Regions from separate parts of the Mus musculus genome. Here region 1 is linked to region 2. The links are chromatin loops, found by intact Hi-C in ENCODE. Cell type or tissue: left cerebral cortex. All regions are shown on one strand.

Region 1 (8,000 bases), 150 kb before region 2:
GGCTATTTTACTTTTAAACAGCACATCTGGGTTCCTAGGGAAATGCCACACCCATTCGCCAGCATGTCATACAAGTTCCCCAGATGCTACAAAGTGGTTTTAAAGCCTCAAGAAGGAAGGAGTCCTGCAAGCAAGCCCCCTATTCCAGATCAATCTAGGGATGTTGTGAGAGTCTCTGCTGGAGGACACAACGGGAACATGTCAGCTTCTTTGCCTCCTTCCCCAACTAGGTAAGCAACAGTTCTTAAGTCTTTGAAATCAGACTTAAATGTCACAGAGCTGTCATTAGGGTCATCTAAGCAACAATTTCAAGCCATGATCAGCAAAACAAGCAATTTGGACTGGAAACTGATATGCTGAGTCTAATCTCAAGGTCCTGTATTTTAGCTGGTGACCTTGGACCAGCCACGGGACTCAGTTTCCTGGTTTGTAAAACTGGGAGATACACCCACTCAACAATGATGCTGCGAGGCCAATGGAGGCCTACGCGTAGGCAGCCGCAGACAGCAGAGATGCTGGGTGACCAGGGCCTGCCCACTCCGGCTCCCGCCAACCCACCGGTCCCCGAGCCCACCCAAGGGCCAGCACCTAGGCTGTCCTAGACACACTCTTCCCAAAGCGAGCTAAGCTTGGATACGAATCGAAACCAAAAAAGCTCATGTGACTCTGGAGGCAGGGATGCGGCCCTGTGCCCAGCCGGGACCGGGAGACGCTGTCTCCACCCAACTCGGCCATCTTGAGAAGCCGCGGAGACAAAGCGACCCCACTGTGCGGGCGCTGGCGGTCCGGGCACCCTAGCTGCTCCACGCGACCGGGGAGGGGGCGCCGCGCACCTTTGAGGGTGGAGCGCTCCACCAGGACCGTGTGGACCTGCGGGTCTGACAGGAACTTGCGCATCTGCTCCAGGGCGCTCTTCTCCTCCAGCGCCGCCTCCAGCGCAGCCGGCGCGTCGCCGCCGTCCTCCAGCAGCAGCGGCACCAGCTTACGCAGGTGCTTCTGCAGCACCGCCACGTCCGCCACATTCTGCACCGCCGACACCTCCAGGCCGGCCGAGCCGTCCTCGCCGCCGCCCGGCTCCGACATGGCGGATCCACGGAAGGGAGAGAGATAGAAAGAGAGAGAGCGAGAGCCGAGAGGAGCGGCCTCCGGCACGAGAGAGCAGTGAGCGAGGGGAACCGGCGACAGGAGACGCTCTGCCCGCTAACCCGCGGCCGACTGCGGACAGCGGAGCCGGCTCCGCCCTAAAGGCCGCCGCTCCCGCCGGCCCCGCCCCGCCCGCTGGCTGCAGCCACCGGCGCCCGCTCGCGGTCGGCGTCGCGACGTTACGCATGCGACTGGAGGCGGGGCTATGTGCGGCGCCGCGTGGCCTTTTGGGACTTGTAGTCGGAGGGCAGGGCGGGACCCATTACTCTGCGCAAAAGTGGTCCAGGAACCGCGTCTGTCTTCATTGCCAGGTGGCAGAGAATATCACAGAGCCAGCCCCTCAGGCTTCATAAATAGTGTTTTAAGGATGCATTGACGAGAATTGACATTTAGTGAGAGTTCATCCTCTGCCCGACATTGCTATTAATAACCTGAGTTCTCCCGTTGAATGAATGGAGTCTGGAGTCCCAACTGCCCAGTCGTTATTAGATACACATTGGGAAGATGAGGACGTTTTTTCAGAGGAGATGAGGGGCATGCCCACAATGACTTCGCTAAACTGGATAGGGAGAGAGTGGAAGGGAGATGATTTTAGCTGAGGAACTGGCGTCTGAGGAAGGGAAGGTTAGGTATGGGTGGAGCAGCAACTGCAGTGCAGTCTAACGGTAGGCTAAAAGAAACCTGGATAGTAGGAACATCAAGCTACGATGGGACCTGGCTTCTGAACACAGTGTCATTTACCAAGCGAGGGTGATGTAAGAGAAGGACGCATGAGTGAATCCACTGACAACGGTAAGCTCCCCATACCTGCAGCACCCACCGCTCTGTGGGTTCGGGAATCTGGATCGGCAGGAGGCAGGGGCTCAGATTGCTCCTAAGTTTCCCTGCATCTGACCCATCACCCCTCCTCCCATACACGGAGGACAAGAAGGGCAGAATCTCTTTGCTTACTTTCTTAGGGTTAGTAACTGGCCTTTGAAAGTTCAGGTCATAACTTGCCTGTTCAATTGGGTAGAGGGAACTAAGCCAAAATGATCTTTAAAAATATAATAATGCCGAGTTAGAAAGCTGAGTCCTGATTGGTGGGATGATGGTGGTATGACTTGATTCTCCCAAATCATCTTTGGAATACGGGAAGCCCTACAATATGCTTATTCCTTGCACAATTGTCCTGTGCCAGGTCCCAGAGGCTGCTGATGGAGGCCCGAAGATTCTTCTAGAAGCCAGACAGAGAGAGAGACAGAGAGACAGAGAGAGAGAAAACAGATAAATATCCCCATTCTCCCTCCATCAGCCCACCCTGGTGTAATGTGTCATAAATAATCTTGCAGAGGTGAGAGGACAGACCCAAAGCTACTGTGGTGAATTGCTACTGTGGAATTGCTGGCGTACTGGCAGTGATCAATACTGAATGTCCACCTGACACTAGGTGCTGTGTTAGTGTTTCCCTCTGCCTATCCTGCAGAGATAGGAACAAGGACAAAAGACCGGAGATTCTGAAACCTGCAGGGACTTAGTGGGTGTGGGGCTGATTGCACACTGGCTGCACTGTGAGTCAGCACCTGGGAAATGCAGTCATTCAGTTATCCGAGGACTCACTCATCTGCAACCTGGCTCCACGCCAGGGGACAGATAGCAGGCTCAGACTTTGGATTATTATCATTCCAAAGAAGACAGAAATGATTTGTTTACAAGGATTTACAAGTGGATCAAACCTGTGTGCTTTTTCAATAAACATTCTGTTTTTGTTTTTTAATATAGTAAGAACAGACCTGCTGCACACAGGCTGCTGAGATTTCTAAGGGCACCATCCTAGAGGCTGGCCAGGCTGAGACAGGGCTAACGAGGAAGCTGAGCTTGGCTGAAGATGCCCTTCTGCTTCGTGGCATAGGACGCAGCCAATCTTGGGTGGGGACCCGGCCTTTCTAGTCTCCTGTCTGTGAAAGCATCTGCTTTCAAGTGTTGAGAGGAGCTGGGAAGAGCATTTCTTTCCTGATGAGGGATGCTGGTGGCGGCTAGAGTACATACAACTTTGTCATAAATTTGTGATACACTGTGTAGAGGTCTTGCGCATTCCCAACATCTCTTTAAAATACCATATGACGTGCTGTTGAGATACCGTGTCAGGCTCATTCTCTGTATTCTGCCCCCTCTCTCAAGCCCTAGAGAGCACACAATCTCTCAGTGGGACCACTGTCAAACCAGCACCTCCAGGCTGTGTTTCCAAATACCCCTTCTCTGAATTCCATATTGGACTTTTGTTTTTCAAGGTCTTGTCATGTAGCCCTGATTGGCCTGGTACTCAGCATGTATGTAGTACATGCTGACTTCAAACTTGAGCAATCATCCTATCTTGGCCTGTAATTCCAGCCCTAGAATTGTGGCGTGTCCTACCATACCTGGTTCATGTTGGGGCATTCACTCATAATCAACCCCACATCTGACATTGCTCTTAGGCCTGGAGAACACCCAACACTTTCTTAATGTATACTTAATGTATGCTTCCAGTCCAGGAATGGGAGGAAGGCGAGCGGCAGGGCACATACAGGTAAAGATTTGGAATTTCTTTGCCATACTTTCAGACAGACGACATCATTTGCGCTACTAGGCACAGCTGGAGGATCTAGCTGGCATTTCACCTCACTGCAGGGCACTTTTGATGAAGCTTGTTCCAGACTCTTATCCCCTTTCTGTCTTGCTTCGGCATTAAATGGGCCTCATAAGGACTGAACTGGATCCGGGTTTTGGAGTTGAAGACCAGGGAAGCCTTGCACCATCAGAACAGGAAAAGTCCATTTGCGCCCTCTGGTGGTCACGAATTTCCTCACTTTCAGGGGGCCTTCTTTCTACTCCCCACCTCCCCATCCATCTGTGTGGTGCCACCCGGTCAGCTAGCAAATGCCAGCCTGTGGTTCGGCCCATATTCCACCACCCACAGGGAAGATTTATGAAGACTTTCTGGGCAGAAAATTTACCTAAGCCCTAGATGCGCCTGGTACTGCCTAGCTCCTTCCCTTTTCCCTCTAGTAGAACCAACCACGTCTCTTACCAAAACTGTGCCCCCAGCTAAGTTTCCTGCTTCCTGGGTGCCCAGCCCCCTCTCATCTTCTGCTTTTCTGATTCTGTCTCTTTCATCCAGCCTACTTCTTTAAAAGGGTTGGGGGTGGGAATCTATACAGTTGCAGCACTAGACAGGCAGAGGCAGGAACATGGCAAATCCTAGGACAGCCTGGGCTACATAGTAAGACTGTCTGAGAAACAATCAAGTCAAAACAAAGCAAGGCGAGAGAGAGAGAGAGACAGACAGACAGACAGACAGACTATGTCACATCTCTGCAAGCACCACATTTCTGCTGCTCTTTCCAGCAAACTCCTTGGGAATAAACACAATTAGCCCTGTCCTGAACACTTCCAGCTCTCCTGTAGTGGTCTGGATATACTTGGCCCAGGGAGGGACAATATTAGGGGGTGTGGCAATGTTGGAATAGGTGTGGTCATATTGGAGGAAGTGTGTCCCTATGGGGATGGGCTTTGAGGTCCTATGCCCAAGCTCCATGTGGAAGAGAACCTATTGGCTGCTTGCAGTAGCCAGTCTCCTCCTGGTTGCCTCCAGGAGGAGGCATGGTCATGGTGTCTCTTCACAGCAATGGAAACCCCAAGACACCTACCCAGCCCTTATGTTCCCAGCAAGAGTGGTCAATATCACCAACCCTCTGCGCCTGGACAAAGCCAGTGGCTGGGTTTTGGCCTTCTCTTGCTTGACACGCTGAGATACTTGGCACAGTCGTCCTCAGCCAGGCTCTGCGGACCCTTTCCTTCCCTCCTCTTAAAGAGGCTGTGGCCCAAGGCTTGGTGTTCAGCTCTCTTTGGTCTTGAACCAGTGACTCTGCAGCCTGATGTACAGTGCAGCGGTACCTGCTGGCTCCCAACATCAGAGGGGTATTGGGGTGTGCTACAGAGGTTGAGTAAGTGTTCTAGAAAATTCCAGGTTGATTGGGAGTTTTTTTTTTTTAATTCTTCTATATCTTTCTTCTCCTCCTTGTTCACCCTCCTCCTCCTCCTCCTCCTCCTCCTCCTCCTCTGCTTATTGTGTTTCAAAGTGAACTCAGCGTATTGTGCATTCTTAGCAAGTGCTCAGGACTGTAACCCTGGACTTATCCCCGACCCTCATTGATTGTCTGTTCACTTGCTCTGTTGGTTATTTTCTTAAGTATGTCATGTTTTTATTGAAAGTGTTAGTCTACTATCCCAGCAACCATTTTCATTTGTATTGTCAAGCTGCATGCTCTCTGAGGCACTTAACACAATTACCTCCTACACCTCAGAGAACACATCAATTTTACATAGTTAGTGTTAAAGGCAAATAAATATCCCGAAGGTTTTGTTAAATGCTTTCTTTCAAATATAATATGGGAATGGCTGATGCTCTCCATTTCACAGAAAAGGAAAATTAAATAAAAGATGAATATGAAAACTCTGCTTTCCAAAACTTCCCAGTGACCCCAAATGTAAGATACATGAGCAGCTAAGGTTTACTGTGGAAACCTCAAATTCTCTTTAGATGACTGATTGATGTAGTGCAATGCTGCTGTTTACTAGTCATCCATCAATAATCATCAATGCAAATACTGTCCTCAGAAGCCTGCAAGGATCCCACTTACGAGAACCACCTGCAGGAAGAACTCTTGCTTACACAAACCCAAGGTAGAAAGGAAATGTATGCTGGTATAATAAGGTTCTAGCTCTGTTGATTGTTGAGAGAAGAGCACCATTGCTACAGTCCCTCCCCCTAGAGAGTTTGGTCTGTTTTTAATTTCTTTTCCCACTGAGGTAAGGAGCCTCCTTTCTCCAAATCTTTCACCTTTGAGGCTGCTGCTGAGAAGGATATTCCCCGTTGTAAACTTTGGCTCCCATCAGTAAAAAGTCCCATATCTGAATTGGGAAGTGGCTCATTCTTCAAGGCTGACGGTGAGGAGAAAGTCCTTTATAATAAAATCTCTCCAGTCATGGAGGGCACTCCCTCCTCTTCAGGTACGTTATGTGGCTGGATGATACAGTTGCCATGGTCTTGGATGAAGGGGTGACCCGGCATTTCCCTTGGTCAGGATGAGGTGGTCTTATAACTGCCTGCCTTGGCACCATGTAGTGCAAGCTTTCGTTCTCTGTGTTAACAGGGGTGCTTCCTTGGTGTCTTCACAGGACTGAACAGGTCTCACATAAGGGCCATGCAGACCCCAAGACCAGAGCGTTTCATAAACAGGAGTTTCGGGTGTACCTCACCTGTGTGGTAGGTACATAGGGTGGTGCGGCAAAGACCAGCTTTTTCCTCAGACAGGTGCCTGCTTCACCTGCCTTCCCTCCACCTCACTGTGACTTAAGACGTCTTACTTTAGGGCTGAAGATATAACTCTGTGCTTACTAATTTTTTCTCATGAGACTTGCCTGTCCGTTCAGATGAAAGACCTCAGAGGAACCGCAGGTTGAAGCCCAGTCAGATCCCACCGCCACAGGGCTAGGGGGCCATTACAAGCACCTACACATTCATCGTGCATTTCCAAGTTATACATTCCAAGCTTAAAGTGCTAGTATGTGGGGCAGGAGAGATGGTTAGGCGACTGGTGATGCTAGCTGCCTTTCCAGAAGACCCAGGCTCGGTTCTCAGCACCTACACGGCAGCTCACTGCTGTCTGTGGCTCTAGTTCTAGAGATCTGACACCTTCATATATATGTAAGCAAAACACTAATGCACGTAAAATAGATTATTCTAAAACATTTCTAGTCTGTCTATTTCTCTGGAGGCCAGTACGAATGCATCAGTATCCTTTTGAGGCTTTTATGTGGAGCCTAGTGTCACGTCCTCAGTGTCCCATCGCGGCTTTGGATGGGCTGCAATCTCCTGCAGAGTGGTCAAGCCCACAACTGGTGCTTCTTGCCTATCCCCAGGGTCCTTACCTGGTCTGGACATCCAACCTAGTCTCATCCTTTTCCAGTCAGAGGCTCTGGTCCTGCATTTCACAGTCCCTTTAGTCACTGAGAGGTCCTTGGGATCCAGTCCAGACTGTGTTCTTTCCATTTCCAGAGACTTTCAGTGGGCTAAGAGGCCCAGGGACAGAAGCCTCTGTGGGCCAACTGGGGTTGGAGTGAGATCTCACTGGGCCTCCAAAAATGTTGCAGGAATTTTTCCTAAAATAAGCACTCCAAGACCAGTGACAGTGAAAGATGTCACTAGTGGACTGAAACCAGGATGGTTTCTGACCGTGAAAAGCCTCCTTCTGGGTCTAGTTTATATTCTCATTTCATACTGTAAAACCACAAGGTGGAGCCGGGCATGGTGGCGCACGCCTTTAATCCCAGCACTTGGGAGGCAGAGGCAGGCGGATTTCTGAGTTCGAGGCCAGCCTGGTCTACAAAGTGAGTTCCAGGACAGCCAAGACTATACAGAGAAACCCTGTCTCAAAAAACCAAAAAAAAAAAACCAAAAACCACAAGGTGGGGTGGGCAGGCAAGTAAGATTTTGCAGAAGGTTATGTGGCAGTCAGCAGGTTGCTAAGGGCAACAACCCATCATTTCAGGTATCTCTCCAGGGCTTTTCTGCTTCAGGTAGCACATGAAGTCACTCTTGGCTAACAGGTTGTACAAACAGCAAATCATCGAGTAAGCCAATAAATCACTATCTAATAATTGGTCTCTTTTAAAATCTTAATCTACTTCAATAGAATCATGCAGTGCAACTCAGCTTCCCGTAAGTGCATGAGATTTTCAGCTTCAGCCCAGCACCACATGATCCTGCGTGTTTTTTTCTTTCTTTTTTTTTTTTCCTGCGTGTTTCTGAAGCCAGCACTAGGATGGTTCTTGCA
Region 2 (8,000 bases):
CCCTTACAGCAAGGTTCTTTTGATAAACTAGGGAGAAATGAACATACATACTGATATTTCTCTGTGATTTCCCCCCCCCCCCCAACAGCAACAGGACACAGGTATGTTTGAGCGAGAAAGCTTTGGGGAACCGTAAGAAGTTTTAGCAGTCCTAATGACAAGACAAGGAAGCACACGGTGTATGCCCTGCAAAGCAACTACACGTCGTGTAAAAATTGTTGAAGGGCTGGCTGTGGAAGGCAGTCAGACACGAGTGGGCCCCAGGAAAGGCGTCACGATCCACTGTTCAGAAAGGGCAGGCAAAGACTGGCACAGCCGATCCTATCTACTGGTATTTCAGGAACCTTTTGGATTTCTGCTTTCAGCTCTAGGGAGGGCAACAGATTTGCTGGGATGAACCACCTGCTGCAGAGGAGGGAGGCACAGAACACACCAAATTGAGGGGGGGGGGAAGACAACCTGGAGCTAAAATAACCCCTGCAGATTATCTTCAGGGCAGAATTTAACTCATTCTAATGAAGCTTTCGGGAAGAAGAGGCCGAACAGCCACAAATTAGAAATGTCTGTGGTAAAATCTCAACGATCCGGCTCTGGAGAGGGGAGACTTAAGGAGCAGCTTCCAGGTGCCCTGAAATTAAAGCCTGAGCCTCTTCGCTTGGGCACTCTAGTTCCAAGACAATGAGATACAAAACAAAGCCAAAAAAGGGGGGTCAAGGGGCCTGCCCTGAAAATCCCCCAAGGGCACAACTCTATTAAGGATCACAGATTCCACCAAATGACCCAAGGGATCATTCCAGATATTCTTGAAATAAGCCAAAGCCAGGAAGCAAGAAAAGTCAGGATTCACCAAAGAGGATGGAGGAGCTTGTGGGAAAGGAAATAGAAGACTGTTTAAAAAAAAAAAAAAAAGTACCCAAATTAGAGCCACCAAAACACATCCACACTTAGTTGAAAAGGACCAGACATCAGCAGAAGAGAAGCTTGCCCAGGACACCAGTTCGAGGCTGCAGCAAGGAAAGCAAGGACCGTGGAAGTCACTGAGAGAGCCAGAGACACAGAAAAGGAACGAGGGGGCAGACCCTAAAGCTAGAGACTCCATTTAAGACCAGTTCACTGGGAGGGCTTGAGCTCTGTTAGAAGCCACAAAACTGTTTTTAAAATGTCAGTTTCGCTGTGCACACTTTAATAAAAGAGTGGGGGGGGGGATAAGTAACTCATAAGAAAAGACTTCAGAAACACTTTGGTTTGTAGAGCCTCCGTGTTAGACCCTAGATTAAAGGCTGATCAAGAATAACAATGAGCTTGTCCAGAGGTTACCTCTGTTTCTGCTGTATCTTGTCCTTCTTTTGGACCTTTTCCACTTTTCACCGGTTTTGGTGGTTCCTGGGAATCATCACAAAACAAAAACAAAAAAACAAAAACAAACAACAACAAAAAACCATTAGTGTTCTCAATATTTGGACCGCTAAGCATCAGCTCAAATGCAGTTTCTAAATTGATACATATCACTGAGAGCTTCTGATGGCTTTAATATGTCAGCAGCAAACTACATCATATTGAGTATATTCACAATACCAGCAGCCTTCAAATTCCGTTTCTCTTCATGTCTGTGTTGGGGGGCGGGGGAGGGAGGTGAAAACTCCAGGTAGGGACACGTAACCCCAGCTCTCGGCCCATCCCTTTCTCCCCTCCCACCCTTAAACCTCACAAGTGAGGGTTTCTGGGGCGAGTCCGGAACGCTCCAGCACCCCAGCCCCCGCCACGCAGAGCACTGCACGGAGCATCAGCCGCCACCCAGAGCGACCGCGGCACCTCAGCGCCACCTCAGAGCCTGAGCGGCCTCCCCAGCTCCATGCAATCCTGCCAGCGCCCTGGGCCCGCCCGCGAGCCTGGACGACCTGCCGCCCCGCCCCTACCCGCCGACGCGGGGACCCCAGACCCGGTCCCGGAGCCCCCGGCCCCGACTCACTTTCTCCTTCTTGTTTTTATTCGGCATGGCTGGTGCGGGCCGCCGCCGCCGCCCCTGCCTCCGCCCGCCGCCACTGCCGCTGCAGCAGCAGAAGCGCCCCCGGCCCGGCCGTCGCGCCGCCCCGGCCGCCGCCGCCGCCGCTGCAGCCGCCGCCCGGGGACTGAGTCGCTCGTCCGCTCTCGCTTCCCCTTTTCCAGGCTCCCAGAGGCTGCGGCAGCCGCGGCGGCGGCGGCGGCGGCGGCAGCGGCGGCGGCGTCTCTCCGCCCCTCTCCCGGCAGGCCCCGCCCCCGCCCCAGGCCCCGCCCCGCGCCGGCCCCACGCTGCCCTCTCCCCGCCTCGCCGCCCTCAACGACGCCACGCCATTGGCCGACACGGCCCCACGTGCCCTAACGCTCCGCAGCGTCGCCCCGCCCACTGCGCGGCCTGTCCCCACCCCCTCGGTGCGGACCGGCTCGTGTGCCGGGCTGTGAAGGTTTTGGTGGAGCCATCAGGGAGGGAGCTACTGGGGAGAGGGAGGCGTGTGCGGACAACGGAGGTGATAAAGTCACGGCCGCTGAGCCGGGACGGGGAGGAGAGCAAAGGACAGTGAGGAGCGGGAATGCACATGTGAGATGTATGGCGACTATTCTGTAGCCTTCCAGGCACGAAAAACTCTACCCCATAAGCCTGGTAGCGGTGACGCTCGTGCAGTGCGGAGGAGACCCGGGACCGCGCGAGCGGCGGTTTCCTTGGGCCATTAGGCCCCGCCCACGAAGGCAATGCTGCTGGCTCCGGGGTACGCTCCGCCCACCGCACGCCTCAGAGGCGGGGCTCGCCTCAGCCCCGCCTATAGAGTCCACGCCTCTCCTTTCGTCCCCGCCCACGCGAGCAAAGGAACTCTCCCCAGAGCAGACTCTGCCCACGGCGGTCCAAGTGTAGACTGCCTAGTTCCCCTGTGGTCCTGCACGCCGAAATTTCTCTGTTCCAGACTCACCCGCAAGGCAACCGGCTTCCCCAATGTAGGCACCGCCCACCTTACGTCTTAGGGATTGGATCCACCTAGGCCGAGCCCATCAGCTGCTCACTCTGAGACTCTACCTGCACACTGCCACCCATCGCCCCGGCCCACCAGGGAGGTAGTCAGATCAGTGTAGGCTTTTTTTCCGAGCCCATTACGTCTGAGCAGCCCTGCGTCTTTGTTATTCTTTAATTACCAGTGGTCGTTAGCCTGTGAGAAAACTGCATGAAGACCAGGGATCACTTGATTCTCTCACTTCTCTAGTAGCTCTTTATGAGGGAAGAAGCTAATTCGCTACTTATACAGTCCTGTTTTTGGAGTTGTCAGTGTCTGACATCCTATGCTAAGGGGGAGCACTCAGAAGGAAGACTGTAGGAGTGAACTGTTTCGAGTGCAGGAGACTTCAGGCGCTCACTCATGATTTAGGAGGTGCCTTCGTCATAAGCTTTGAGCCTGCTAGACAAACGCTGGAGACTTCAGCTACGTACCCAGGCCAAGGCACTGAAAAATCGATGTATCTTAACCCTTGGTTTTTGTTTGTTTTTGTTTTAACTCTTGTAAATGCCAAGCAAAGCATTTTTGGTTGTTCTCACCCAAGCTCTGTGGGGGTTAAAAAAAGAGAGATTTATCAAAACCCAGAGGTGCTGTAGGAGGTTCTGAGAGTAAGTTGTGTCTGCTGGTGTCTGAATGTTCACCAAAATAAAACTAATCTGCAGATAATCGTGACAGACTGGAATGGGTATTTTTACAGAATGGGTATATGACAGAATCTTAAGTGGATTAATACTTTCCTTGAAACAAATAATTAAAAAAAATACCACGAGTTACTTTGAAATTTTAAAATTAGGCGCTATCAATGTAGTAAGCATGGTACAAATTTAAATCAGGAAAGAGTAAGTAGATCTGAAGTTACTGCGTTTTGGCCATGGAACAAGGAGGAGTCTGGGCTTTCAAGGAAATACGCTGATTTCATGAAATACGCCGGTATCATGGCATGACCCAGGATTGCACATCCTTGATCCATTTGACAGACATTTGCTGGACATCCATGATGTTCAGTACAGCACAAAGAGCCCCTTAGTGAGCAAGGTGTCTGTCTCCCTTGTTCCCTGAGAAGTCACATGCCTGGATGGGAACAAGAAGCCCTGTGCCATCCTGCAGGATGGGTGGCAAGTCCGAAGGAAAGGGGTGGAGATGGTCTAATTCAGGGACAGGATAACGGGAGGTGCAAGATGTTTCCTTGTGGCTGGAGAGGAAAGGGGAAGGACAGTTCCTGAACTAAGGCGAATGGCTTGACGGGAGCTGGGCTGGTCTTTCAGCACAGTGAAGGCTGCAGGAGTATGTGTAGCTGGATGCTGACATGTCCTGGCTGTTGTACAACAGTGTCCATGAGATGGAAACATTCTGTCCTTCAGGGAAGCTCCTTAAACAGGAAAGTAAACAGCACCATAGCTTCAGAAAGTGCCCGAAGCTGACCAGATTCTCTAGGCCCCTCCCTGCTGGATAGCCAATAAAGGCTGAGAGCCTCCCTCAGAGGTAGGAAGCCGGGAAGAAGACTCACACCAGACTAGTTGCCAGGAAGAGGTTTAGACCAACTGAGGCACCTGGAAAGGACACCCTCTCATGAGTTGAGCTACCTGCAGTCTGTGTGGTGTGCTCCAGCTTTGTGAGCCGTCACCGGTGCTGGGATGGGGTTTGGTGGGTGGAGCGACCTTTGAGTCATTTATGCTCCTGTGTGTAACCCCAATAAAACTTAAATGAGTTCACCAAGTTGGACTTTGGTGGTATCTGTACTTTGGTCTGTTATGAGTTTTGGTCTTGGGTAAGTAGGTGTGTGTGTGTGTGTGTGTGTGTGTGTGTGTGACATCTCCCCAGAAGAGCTTGTCACACAACATAATTGGCATTTTAACAGGGACATGGCAGAACTAAAGATGAGTTGGGGAGGACTGAGGGCATTGTCCTGGCTATGGGCAGCAAGACATGCTGGGTAGCAAGGCATGCAGCTGAGGCAAGAAACCCGAGGGGAAGCATCCACAGAGGAGATCTCAATACAGCATCCTTTCCTATATGGTGTGTGTTAATGTGCCTCTGTGCTATGACGGCAGTTTCCTGGTTCTTGCTATAGGTAATGAGATGGGCAACTGAGGCTGAGCCATAGGATTAGGAGAGTCTGTGGGAGGAATCCCAGGATGTCAGTCTTCACTTGTGTGATGTGGAGTGGCATATCGCCTGTCTGATGAAGTGCAGGGGGCACCATGTGAATACAGAGATTCCCTGAAACAGTTAAAAGTTTGGAGGGAATTTTGCAGTCTTTGAGATTAGCACGGAAGAGTTGAGACTGTTGACAAGCCGTGGTGAAGGCTTCCTGGCCACTGTTGGGTGGCATCGAGAATGCACCTGGGGCTGAGATGGCAGCCAGGCTGGAACTTGCTTGTGTAAAGCAGGAACTTGTGTGTGTGCAGGTGCAATCGCAACAGGAAAGGGAGGTGTGGTAGCATCCTTCATGCCGGCATCTGATTTAGCAAGTAAACTGGATACTCAATACATGAGAGGCTCTCTCACTCTCTTGTGGTAAAATCAATAGAGGACACCCATCAAGTCATAGCTTACATAGAAAAGTAGGGGAGATCTGTGATCCAGCTCAGATGGCAGGGAAGGGAGGGTGGGCTTTATAATGCTCCAGGGCCAAGAACTAAGGTAAGAAGCAAATCTCAGTGCTTGAACTTCTGAGGTTAGGAGAGACTTCTAAAGAAGCAGTGAAAGAGCCTGTCGCAGCCTGACTTGTGAGGCTGGGGACGTGGAAGGAGATGGGATCAGTCTGACAGCTATGGAGGCAGGAAAGCTGAGCACTGTAACATCCCATCCCTCTGTAAGGCAAAGGCTGCGTCATCCGAGACAGTGTGACAGAAACCAGTCCCCAAATGGGCTGGCTTAGCAAAGCCATTAGGAACACTTGGTCATCTCTGTCTGAGGTCCCCACAATATCCAGGGCAGGAGGACCATAAAGGAGGGCAAGATGCTATTGAGGGAACTAAGAATAAGAGGAGCTGTGTGTGGACCACAGTGCGTTGGTCCAGATAGAACTTGTTCACAGAGGAGGAAAGGCTGGGGCTGGAGAGATGATGGCTCAGCACAAACCATCAGGGCTATTGCTACTGCTGTTGGTTGTATACCAGAACTTCCCCGTTGGCACCTATGACCTCCCCAGCCACAGGCTTTTGTCCTGGCTTACAGATGTGAACTATTTTGTGGAGAGGGCCTTAGGTCCAATTGGAAGGACTTAAGTCCAACAACTGCAGTATGCCTGCTGCTATAGACATTGCATGTGCACACTTTGACTCCAGGACACGGAGAAGTTACTCTGAGATTGAACTGTGAATCCCACCCCACTGGCTGGCTTTCATAGTGCCAGAGGGGACCGTGCAGGCTGCTGTCACTAACATTCCTGCTTGGCTATGGACCCTGCACGCAGAAACCCTGACAGGCTAGGCAGGATGTACCTGCTTATGCAATAGTGGCTCAGCTGCTGTGGGTAAGAGCAGCAGCTTTTGTCTTAGTGTTTTACTGCTGTGAGCACGACCAAGGTAACTCTTATAAGAACAACATTTAATTGGGGCTGGCTTACAGGTTCAGAGGTTCAGCCCATTGTCATCGAGGTGGAAGCATGGCAGCATCCAGGCAGGCATGGTGCAGGAGGAGCTGAGAGTTCTACAACCTCATCTGAAGGCCACTAGGAGAAGACTGGTTTCCAGGCAGCTAGGATGAAGGTCTTAAAGCCCATGCGCGCAGTGACATGCTTCCTCCAACAAAGAAACACTTCCAAATAGTGTTACTCCCTGGGCCAAGCATATTCAGACCACCATGTTCCACTCCCTAGGCTTATTCAAACATATGAGTCTATGGGGTGGGGCATTCCTAAACTAGCCTAATGTAAAATACATTTAATCCAACTTCAAAAGTCCCCACAGTCTGTAGCAGTCTCAACACTGTTTAAAGTCCAAAGTTCAAAGTCTCTTCTGAGATTCATGCAGTCTCTTAATGTAATCCCATATAAAGTAAAAAAAAAAAAAAAAAAACACTGGGCCAAAGCAAGATAGAAAAACAGCTGGGCAAACTCCAAACTCCATGTCTCCATATTTGTTATCAAAGTGCTCCTCAGGGGCTGGTGAGTTGGCTCAATGGGTAAGAGCACCCGACTGCTCTTCCGAAGATCCAGAGTTCAAATCCCAGCAACCACATGGTGGCTCACAACCATCTGTAACAAGATCTGACGCCCTCTTCTGGAGTGTCTGAAGACAGCTACAGTTTACTTACATATAATAAATAAATAAATCTTAAAAACAAACAAAAAAAAGAGCACTGACTCTCTTCCAGAGGTCCTGAGTTCAATTCCCAGCAACCACATGGTGGCTCACAACCATCTGTTATGGGATAGGAGGCCCTCTTCTGGTGTGTCTAAAAACAGGTACAATGTAGTCATATACATAAGGTAAATAAATAAATCTTTAAAAAGATAACACTCTTCAGATCTCTAACTTCGTTCATCTTTGTTGACTGCTGTTTACAAATCTGGCATTCAACAGCACCAAACTTCATTCTCTTAGGCAGGTGCCACTCCCTATTAGGAGCTTTCCTTAGCAGTTATCCCATGGCTCTGGCATGTCTAACATCCTGGGGTATCCAAGCCAGCTTCAACATTACAGTTTCTTATTCCAATGTTTGGGAGCCACACATGTCTTCTGAGCCCCTCCAAAGGGCTTGGGTCACTTCTCCAGCTCTGCACTGTGTAGCTCTCTAGGCTTTGGTAGACTCCACTCCACTGCTGCTGCTGTGCTTGGTGATCATGCCACAGTACTGCCATTTCTAATTCACTAGAGTCTTCTGCTGCAACTAGGCTTTGCCAGTAGCCTCTCATAGGCTCTCTTCGTGGTGCTAAGCCTCAACCTTCCCCAATGGGCTTCCACAGCCTCTCACAGTGCCAAGCCTCAGCTACTCTCCATGACCCCTTTATGCTTCAAAACCAGTCCCACCTGG

Evidence for each region. Hi-C counts contacts between places; a loop is a spot of excess contacts. Peaks named below come from ENCODE experiments on the same cell type or tissue, not always from the same donor. Only the 100,000 strongest peaks of a DNase experiment are listed, where the experiment ranks them.
Region 1: a loop joins it to region 2, with 4 times the contacts of the local background. A loop is called at or near these places in 19 of 42 quality-filtered maps.

What each region holds. Positions count from the first base shown.
Region 1 is chr12:110,594,688-110,602,687 of GRCm38, reverse strand. Dync1h1 (dynein cytoplasmic 1 heavy chain 1) reads right to left here and starts at 1,293. Exons shown (of 77, transcript NM_030238.2): 1 at 834-1,293. The coding sequence starts at 1,083. Gm35558 (a long non-coding RNA gene) reads left to right here. Exons shown (of 2, transcript XR_381950.4): 1 at 1-1,935; 2 at 2,324-6,080. In left cerebral cortex, a CTCF peak has its summit at 3,955 (motif pointing left); DNase peaks (open chromatin) are centred at 2,711, 3,015, 3,934, 4,224 and 6 more places; H3K4me3 peaks cover 3,064 bases; H3K27ac peaks cover 3,784 bases.
Region 2 is chr12:110,441,355-110,449,354 of GRCm38, reverse strand. Ppp2r5c (protein phosphatase 2, regulatory subunit B', gamma) reads right to left here and starts at 2,131. Exons shown (of 16, transcript NM_001373949.1): 1 at 1,970-2,131; 2 at 1,318-1,383. The coding sequence starts at 1,996. In left cerebral cortex, no CTCF peak of the experiment used is centred here; DNase peaks (open chromatin) are centred at 1,817, 2,356, 2,783, 3,322 and 2 more places; H3K4me3 peaks cover 2,894 bases; H3K27ac peaks cover 1,794 bases.